2 separate regions of the Mus musculus genome follow, and region 2 is linked to region 1. Evidence: chromatin loops called from intact Hi-C (ENCODE). Cell type or tissue: heart. All regions are shown on one strand.

The links. Hi-C counts contacts between places; a loop is a spot of excess contacts. Peaks named below come from ENCODE experiments on the same cell type or tissue, not always from the same donor. Only the 100,000 strongest peaks of a DNase experiment are listed, where the experiment ranks them.
Region 2: it touches region 1 in a loop (8-fold over the local background); 2 of 42 quality-filtered maps call a loop at or near these places.

What each region holds. Positions count from the first base shown.
Region 1 is chr14:120,907,980-120,912,979 of GRCm38, reverse strand. It overlaps Ipo5 (importin 5), which reads right to left and starts at 1,786. Exons shown (of 26, transcript NM_023579.4): 1 at 1,637-1,786. The coding sequence starts at 1,726. In heart, no CTCF peak of the experiment used is centred here; DNase peaks (open chromatin) are centred at 1,329 and 1,999; H3K4me3 peaks cover 2,855 bases; H3K27ac peaks cover 2,110 bases.
Region 2 is chr14:121,784,534-121,789,533 of GRCm38, reverse strand. It overlaps a transcript of Dock9 not described here. Among named protein-coding and RNA genes, the nearest start is that of Dock9, 89 kb to the right of the region's middle. In heart, no CTCF peak of the experiment used is centred here; no DNase peak of the experiment used is centred here.

The sequences.
Region 1 (5,000 bases):
TAAAAAAATTACCTCGAGTTTGCACAAAGTATCAAAATGTTTAGGCATCATCATATCCTAAGTGGAAACTGTTGCAAGTTTACTTTTACGCATACTTTTACATACATATACTACCTTCGTCCAGACAAGTATACACGTTATTTCTATGTGCAGTACTCTTGGACCGCACTAAAAGTATCGGATTACTCACTCACAGGGAGATGCACCTATCTATATAATGTATGGTCTTCTGGGTGACAATGTGAAAGAAACTGAGGGAAAATTCAATTTGCAGAACTATGTATACTATAAATCCACCCAGGTAACATAATGTATACACGAATGCTTTTAAAGATACGTTTTCAAGGAAGGCTCATGAAATAAACGTGGAGAGTGGATTAAGAATTGTACCCTTTGAATTTCCCCCTATACACTGCATATTACTTGAATAAGGCGGGCATGGGAACTGGTGCGCTCAGGAAACTTGGCTGGGGGACTGCCACAGGTTTGAAGGGCCTGTGTAAACTAGAGAGCCAAACATCGCTATCTCCCCTCCCCCCAAAATTAAAAGCACCATTAAGAAGGACATAGTTTAAAGCACCATTTCACACAGAAGTTAAGTCTCCAACTTCTTTACTTACTAAAATCTAAGTGTGGCCAGATTATCCATTCTACTCAAAGCGAAATTAGCAACTGTTTTAAAAGACAGCTCCCAACTTTAGGTCGGTAAGTACAAGACATGTCAACGTCACTAGCTATATATAAAAGACATCTTTGCTTTGTAAGTAAAGCTATTCACACATCCTCAGAGTCTCCTAAAAAACTTCAGACCCATGGGTCGTAAGGAGCTCCACGTATCAACTTTCCTAGAAATTACCTCACAAAAATCTGAGCTTCAACACTAACAATGTATCTTCCGTCTTCTAGTGAGCTAATAATATTATTGCTAGCTTGCAAATGGGCTTATAACTGTATCTGAAATGGAACCCTTGATCTAAGACTGATTGAGAACGATCTGTGTTATATGAAAAAGAGATGGCACTGGCCCAGTTAGACAGCCACAGCCCCCAGTATATCCCGTTTATAAGCCCAAATCTCTAGAGATCAAACAAGATTCGAAGGAAGAAGAGCAGAGCGAGGTGGTCAAGCAGGGATCCCTCAAAGGCAACTTCACACGATCTTGAAGGGACCGGCGTGTGCAGTTCCTTTTAGAAACCAGAAAGGGGCTCGGGGGAAAGACGCCGTAAGGCAGCGACAGGCAGGACACGCGTTCTCCCTGAGCTGGGATGGGGAAGGGAGCGGCTGGGGTGGTGGGGGAAGCGGGACGGGTCAGGAGCTGCCGGGGTCTGGCCGCCCGCGAGGGCTGGCGGGCCACGCGGGGAGGGAGAGCAGGGCTGGGGTGCAGGGCCCGCGGGCGGGGCGCGTCAGGCGCGGTGGCACGTGTGCGCGGGTCGGCGGCGAGGCAACCGGCGCCGCCGCCGCTGCACGGGCCGGAAGGGCCGGGGCCGGGCGGGAGGCGCGCACGTGGGCTGCGGGGCCGCTGTCCGCCAGCCGGGCCGACCCGCGCCGCTCGGCCGGCCGGCCGACGAGCGCCCAGGGCCAGCCGGCCGGCCGCGGAGGAGAAGGATCGGCGCGCCGGGGCCGCCGATTCGCTTACCTCCGCCTGTTTCCGGACCACATTGTCGGGGCTGAGCAGGTTTCCCAGGAGCAGGTAGAACTGTTGCTGCTCCGCCGCGGCCGCCGCCATTGCGCTAGGCGTGAGAGAGAGAAGGAGGGAGCTGTGAGGCGCGCTGGCGGGCCGGCGGGAGGGTTGGGGGCGGGCCCAGCGCGGCGACCGGCACCAGCGGCGGCGCGGGGATGAGGGGCCGGGCGAGAAGGGCGGGGCCGAGGGGGCCGAGGGAGGACGGGGCGGGGCCTCGCGCCCTCTCACCCGGCCGCGGCCGCCGACGCCGGCGTCCCATTGGCTCGCGGCGCGGGGGGCGTGCCCGAGGCCGCCCCCCCTCGAGGGCCACGCCGATTGGTCACGCACCCTGCGGTGTCGTCACTCCAGCGCGCGCCGGGAGGCGGGGCTGGCGGGCGTGTGTGGCGGCCAGAGGGCCGCTGTTAGGACGAGGTTGGGGTTCCCGGGGCGCGGGTTGGGAGGAGCCGATCCGGCTGGGCCGCCGCGAGGGGCGTGAGGCCGGGCCCGGAGGAGGGGCCAGCTCCTGAGCGCGGGAGATTTCGGCGCCGCGGGCTGGCTGGACTCCCTTTCCCTGCCGCCCGCCGCGTAGCCGCGCCTTAGGGCTTTGGGGCCCCGGGACCCCCCTCCCTAACCCCATCCCAATCCCCCCAGCAGCGAGCACACACGCATACACACACCCGCCTCTGCAGACCCCTCCATCTGTCTGGCCCTGTGGTGTCGTGTCGTCCCCCTCAGCCTGTGACTCAGGCGGTCCCTACCCTCCTCTGTCCTGTGACTCACGTCCAGGGACTGTCCCGGAAGAGGGGTTGCTCATCACGGACTCTTCCCCCCTGCACCTCTCCGTCCCGGATCAAATCACGCACGCTCCCCACCCGGGAACTGCCACCCATCCTGGTGTTTGGAGCTTCCTTGCTCTCTAAGGATGGGAGAAGTCATGAGCCACTCCCTAACGTGGTCGATCCATTGATAGTTGATGCGTGCCAGCATGGAGGGGACCAGAGGCTGCCTCCCTCTCACCTCCTAAACTCTAGTGCTTAAACACCAGCGTTGGCCCATCTTTCTATCTGGGACTGCCTAAACAGGAGAGAGCAGAGCTCAAACTGAAACACTTTGAGAATCATGTCCTATTCAGAATCATGTCTAATGTCCACAGACTCAAATGCTCATATCAAAAGAAAAAAATAATGTATGAAATGGTCCTACACTGAAAAAAAAAAAAAAACAATGTGGCCCAAGAATGAAAGAGCATCCCCAGTTGGAAACTAGTTCTACAAAATAGATGCGCTGGCCTCCAGAAAAGCAGAACGTAATCAGGGTTGCAGCTACACCTATAGAGGGGAGACCTTTCTCCACAATTCAGATTCTGTTGTAAAAATCTTGACTGGCTCTCAGCTCCCAAGTTTATCCCAGCTCCTGTTTGCCCAGACTCAGTTAAAAGCCTACTGTGTGTCCAAAGCATTGCCCAAGTTGAGGATGACAGCAGGTGAAAAGGGGGATGTATGTCTTGTGTCAAAAGGACTCGACTACTTCCTAAGGAATAGGTTTCCACAGCCTGAGGCCTGTAACTACAGCTCAGCAGCTCATGGGATTTATGTTGAAGTTTTTTATTTCTTGTTGGCAATTGTGCATTTTGAAAGTATTAAATATTTTCTCTTGGGTGATTTTAAAGGTTGGTCTTACATCATCCATGGTCAGGTCATGCAAAATCTGGCCAGAAGCCCTGGGATCACGTGGAATTGTGGGAACCAGTCCCGGTTTCTACAGTGGCATTTAGTTGATTTGTGGAGAAAGTCACCCCCTCTACTATTAGCTGCCACACTGGCGGGATTCTTTCTCTACAGGAGGCCAGCAAAGCTATTGTGTAGAACTGATTTCCTACCTTGAATTCATTCTTTGGCCACATTTGTTTTCTTCAAGGTCAGACCATTTCCGACATTAGTTTGGAGTCGATTTTTTTTTTTTTTAATTTTGATGTGTGTGTGTGTGTGTGTGTGTGTGTGTGTGTGTGTATGAGAGAGAGAGAGAAAGAGGGGTAGGACATGAATTACTCATTCAGAGTTCTTAAATTGGGGAATTACATACTAACAAATTTATTTATTTATTTATTTTTGGCTTTTCGAGACATGGTTTCTCTGTGTAGCCCTGGCTGTGCTGGAACTCACTCTGTAGACCAGGCTGGCCTTGAACTCAGAAATCCACCTGCCTCTGCCTCACAAATGCTGGGATTAAAGGCATACGCCACTGCGCCTGGGTAACCAATTTTTAATTAACTAGGTAACAGTGAAATAAGACAAATTACCTAGAGGCTTGCAAATATATATAGTCGTAGCTAAAACTATAGATTTTCCCACAAATCAGATTCTGTTATAAAAATCTTGGCTGGCTCTCGACTCCAAGTGTTTATCCCAGTGCCTTTCCCCAGACTCTGCTGAGAGCCGAATCTATACATTGCATATATGCAGGGTTGGGGGATGTAGATGAGTGGTAGAGTGTTTCCCTAGCATGCATGAGGTCCTGGGCTTGACAGCACTGCTAAGAGGAAGCCTGAAGATTCGTGCCTGTAAGCACAGCACTCAGGATGTGGAAGCAGGATGATCAGGAATTCAAGATCAAGCTCTCCCTTGGCTGCATAAAGATGAGAGCAGTCTGGGCTACATGAGGCTTTGACTAAAACAACAAACAAATATTTATGGATGATTATTAAACAATAAACACCTCAGCATAAGTTTGTGCACCAAGAGCTCTATGGGAGTAGTAGTTGTTTTATTAGTTTCTGTTTCCTTCGATTGTTTTGTGGGTCTCACTGTCTACCTCTGGATGGGCTTGAAATCACAGAGCCTCTCCTCCTCCTTCTCCCCAAGCGCTAGGATGAAAGGCGTGTGCCTATTGATGACTCAATGCGTTCAAAAGGAGATGTGCTTTTAGTTTAAAAATGTAAAATGTGCATAGAATTTTAAAGACAATGAGACATTAACATTTTATATTGACAACAAGTAGAAAGAGTATATTGGGTTAAAGTCTACTAATGAAATTAACTATGTTATATATAACATAGTTAAAATTTTTAGCTGTTTCTCTTATTAAAGTATGGCTAGTTAGAAACAAAAATAACATGTAAAAACACATATTTTACTTCTATTGGATAGTGCTTTGCTAAAGAATAAAATAAGGGGCTAACACAGTTGCACTGTATAGTTGGTCATTTAAACTAGGTATTGACTTAAAGGGATATGAATCAGTTACCTACAGTGTTTTCTGTCGCTCCCAGTTTTTGACTTGATTCTCAGGGATTTGGAGACATGGCACAGCGCTTTCTGACCGGTGTTCCTTGCTTCGGAAT
Region 2 (5,000 bases), 880 kb before region 1:
TGGCGGCTAAGGTACCCTTAGGAGGCACCCCTCCCATTGATCACTGACTGGGCTCTTGGTGGTCGCATCAGCTTCCAGGAATGCCCCAGGTCCTCCACACCTGAACTCAGTCGTCCTCTCCACCAAGATGAACTGTCTTCTCCTTTTCCTTTGTGCTGATCAGCATGGCTTTATGCTTATTTGTGTATAAATTTAATAATCTCTTTGTCCCACTGTCTGTTGGCTCACTGTGTTTCCCTAGTGCCTGTGTACATACATACACACACAGCAAACTATGTGTCTCTGTTTGTGTTTGTATGTGTGTGTTTGTGTGTAGTGTGTGTGTGTGTATGAGTATGTGTATGTATGTGTGTCTCTGTGTGTATATATATATGTGTGTGTGTGTGTGTGTGTGTGTCTGTGTGTATATATGTGTGTGTCTCTGTGCGTAAGTTTGTGTGTAGTGTGTGTGGTGTGTGTATGTGTATGTATGAGTATGTGTATGTGTGTGTCTGTGTGTATGTTTGTGTGTAATGTATATGTGTGTCTCTGTCTCTGTATGTGTGTGTTTGTGTGTAGTGTATGTGTGTGTCTATATGTGTGTGTTTGTAGTGTATGTAGATGTATATGTATGTGTGTGTCTGCATGTACATGTGTTTGTGTATATATGTGTGTATATGTATATGTATGTGTGTGTTTGTGCATAGTGTGTGGTGTGTGTATGTAAACGTTTTTGTTTGAGACAAGATCCTGCTCTGTAGCCCAGCCTTGGCCTGGTACCCACTGTAGTCTAGGCTGGCCTCAAGCTCAAAGGCCATGCTCCTGTCTTAGCCTCTTGAGTATTGGGATTATGGGCGTGAGCTACCATGTCCCTCATCGAATTAACGAAACACTGAAGATGAACACACCTGCCAGGTCTCTTTTCCCCCTCAGTCCCCGAGTCCTCCATGTTCCCTTCCTTGTGCCCTTTCTATTGGCCTCGTGGTACTTTACCCTGGTGTCAGACCTCTGTCTCTAGTTCTCACCCAGCATGCTGGTTTCTTGTTGCCACAGTGTCTGATGGATACATACTGTAAGACTGACACTGTGTCTGCTTTACTTTAGGAAATGCAGGTCAGATTTGAACTCTTTCCTGCTAGGATTTTCAAGGAGCCACACATCTGAATACAAAGAGCCCCCAAATGTGACTGTGCAACTAGGTGTTTAGGAACTCATTTTTCTAAAAACAGAACAAAGCTCAAATATCACCAGTTAAAAGCCAGGCATGGTGGTACATGCCTGTAGTCCAAGCTGTGATGACGCTGAGGCAGGAGGATTGCCGAAAGCTGAGGTCCGCTTAACCATTGGCAATGTTGCACTCTCATTGAACAAGATGAATTTCACAGACCAGGATGGCAACTGCTTCTCTTTAATGCTTTGATTAGTTATTATTTTCATCTTTTCTGACTTTTTGTTTTTGTTTTTTGCCCCTATTCGTAGCTTGAATCATCCCACATTAAGGGCACGTCTGATCTGATCAGATTTGAATGGTCTTAGTACAGGCTGACCTCCCTTTTTTGTTGACAGGGATAAACGAAACGTAGCTATCATATGGGCCGAGGCTGCTTCCTAGTTTACTGATTGCTGATCTGAGAGTGAAGGCCAGGGTGAAGGCAGGGCTTCCTGGGATCTCATTTGACTTTCTTGGGGTGTATCCTAAAACTCTGTGCTTAGTTTGACATACTGTATTTTAAAAAATTAGAACAAAGGTTTGTCTTACTTTATGTGAATGAGTGTCCACGTATATGTAAGTGTACCATGTGAGTGTCTGATGCCGGAACAGGTCAGGAGAACACATCTGATCTTCTGGAGCTGGGGTCACAGCAGGTCTTGAATCGCTACGTCTGTGCCGGGAACTGGACTTGGGACTCTGCAAGTAAGCACTCTTAGCCACTGAGCCATCTTTCCAGCCCCTAGAAATTCTGCCTTGTCAGAGGATGCATGTTCAGTCATGTGGATCTAGAAATGTTCTAACGAAGGATGTTTACCGTGTTAAAAACAGGTTACGGCAGTCTGTGCACGAAACGACTTACTTGGAAAAAGAATAGGCAACATCTTGCCCGGGACAGCACTTGACGAGCTCACAGATGCAGTGGCCGTTGTCTTTGCTGCAGGACTAGATTAAAGGTCAGGTGCATGTTCCCTGCGTTCCACAACACCCGTGTGTAGCTGGTAATGCACCGTTTCCTGATTCTAGAGCAGTGCTCCGGTCCTGGCTGGCAGTGGCTGGATGGTAGGGCTTGGGCTCAGGGGGCTCCAACCACCTCCTCCATTCCCACTTTTTGTTTCTTCATCCGGAGAATGGACACCCACATAGCACTTATCCAAGAGATCTTTGTCAAGAGTGGAGCAGCTGCATATTAAGCACTTAGCATATTAGCACTCTAGTGGGGCTTGGCACACGGAAGTGCCACAAATGCTTGCTGCTGTTGGTCCAGAGGACCAGATAAAGGAGAACCATGTGACCCTTAAGCACCCTGCTCGTGCGGAGCAATTCCTGGTGCGCATTTTCAATACTGAGTAAGGGCGCTGTTGGAGGACACGTAGCCGTAGCCGCGTGAGCTGTCAGCTGCAAGAAGGGAAACAGGAAAAGGCAGGAATGCGGTTTTTTGCGTGCCTGAAGATTCTCAGGTGTTCTGCTTTCACAAGTTAATAATCCATCAAGGATGCGTATCTTGGTGCCTATGCAGATGTGCGTGGTAATGTGTTCCTGAGGTGAGGCCACATGTGTATTTTGGTGCAAAATATTGTCAGCCCTGCCTGGGGAAGCTGCTCAGCTGGTAAAGTGTTTGCCGTGCAAGCTTGAGGACCTGAATGGTGGTGTGCAGTGGTGCCTGCTTGCAGTCCCTTCCCTGAGGAGGTGGAGACAAGATCTCTGTGGCTCACTGGCCAGACAGAAGACTAACTGGTGAGTTTCATGTCCCAGGGAGAGACATTCCTTGGAATAGAAGGCAGATGGATTCTAAGGAGTGACATTAAGGTTGTCTTTTGTCTTCCACAAGCACCTGTGCACCTTGATAGCACATGCACACGTGTGCACACATACGCACACACATACACCCTGACAACCAGCTAAGAACCTAGCATTCACTGCTTTTTTTTTTTTTTTGGTTTTCGAGACAGGGTTTCTCTGTGTATGTAGCCTTGGTTGTCCTGGAACTCACTCTGTAGACCAGGCTGGCCTCGAACTCAGAAATCCGCCTGTCTCTGCCTCCCAAGTGCTGGGATTAAAGGCGTGAACCACCACTGCCCAGCGCATTCACTACTTAGAAAAGAGGCTCGTGTGAAACCATGACGTTTCGTGTTTGATAGTTTCATAATGTCTATACCCCACTCCTCCCCCAAAAATCAAAACCAAAACTCATCTTGTCTGAGCCTCTGGAATGTATGGATGATTTTAATTATCTGTTTTTTGAAATTATTTTTATTTTGTTTCCTTTTTTAATTGGGAAAATTGAAGAACAGGGAACACAGCTAAAATTTATGTTTTTCTTTTTAGCAGAATGGTTAGACTGTCTGTATCTGTATATTTTTTATGTGTATTTTTTCCTTTTCTTTCCTTTCTTCTTCTTCTTCTTTCTTCTTCTTTCTTTCTTCTTCTTCTTCTTTCTTTCTTCTTTCTTCCTTCTTCTTCCTCCTCCTCGTCCTCCTCGTCCTTGTCCTCCTCCTCCTCCTCCTCCTCCTCCTCCTTCTTCTTTTTCTTCTTTTCAGATGGTGAACACTGTTGTTCAGCTGGCCTTGAACTCACTATATAGCTCAGATGGGCCTCAACTTGGAGACAGTCCCCTGTCTCAGGCTTCTGGGTCCTGAAATTACAAGATACCAATTCTAGATCAGAATTCTGTGAGAGTTCTTCAGTGCTGAACATGAATCTTCTGGAAAGCACCTAGAATTCCCTGGGCTGAGAGAAATGTGTGGGATGGAGATATAAGCTTACTTTTTGTAGATGGAAGGTCACTTAGAGAGGTTATCAGGTCTAGCTTCCTCATTTTAGAGGCAGGTGGGGTCTATCTCGGCTCATAGCTAGTAGTGTTAGAGGCAAAAACAGAGTCTGCTTTATGGACTCCTGGTCCAGTCTCTGAGGCTCATTTTTACTTAGGCTTTTACTAAGTAAAAGAGAGGTCTCCATTAATGTGGTAAAAGAATGTTGACTTTTTTCCCCTAGGAAATGTATTCTATATGATTTTATTTCTTGTGAGTCTGAAGATTGTATATGTCAGAATTCTTTAAAATTCCCAGAATTCCATAGAGACGATTCTGTGAAAAACCAATGAAGAGCGTGATTAGAATTTTTGGGTAGCAGGTTTCTCTCTGTCTGTCTCTGTCTCTTTGTCTGTCTGTCTGTCTCTGCGTGAGTGTTTGTCTCTTGTGGGCATGTTTCTCTTTGTCTGTCTGTCTCTGTATATGTGTCTGTCTGTCTCTGCTCAAGTGTTTGTCTCTTTGTGTGCATATGTCTGTCTCTGTGTGTATGTGTCTGTCTTTCTGTGTATATGTGTCTGCCTGTCTCTGTGTGTGTCTGCCTTTCTCTGTCTGTCTCTCTCTGTGTGGGTGCCGTGGTACACAGAGAGGTTAGAGGACAGCCTCCGGGAGTTGCTTTCTCCTTCCACTGTGTGTCCTGGGCATCAGATTCAGGTTGTAAGACTTGGTAGCAAGCATTGCTACCCATTTGAGTCTCACTGGCCCAGATATCAAGTTTTTAAAGGGGCTTTATTGGTTCACCACTAACCACACAGAAGGCCAGAGGTTTTCCTGGAGGAGTTAATAGGCTGTCTAGCCTGAGCAGACATGCTGCTGCTGCGATTTCTGTCATGTGTGTGAGGTGCCTTGAGAGAGGAAGGCTTGCCAGTAGGAGGTTTTTGAATCAGGACCCATCACACTTGATAAAGGCCCTTCAAGGCTAAAGGTTTAGTGCCGGAGCAGGAGTGTTTGAAGGCAAGCCTGCATGCTCTGAGGTAGAGGGATGGACAGGATGGGTTCCGTTG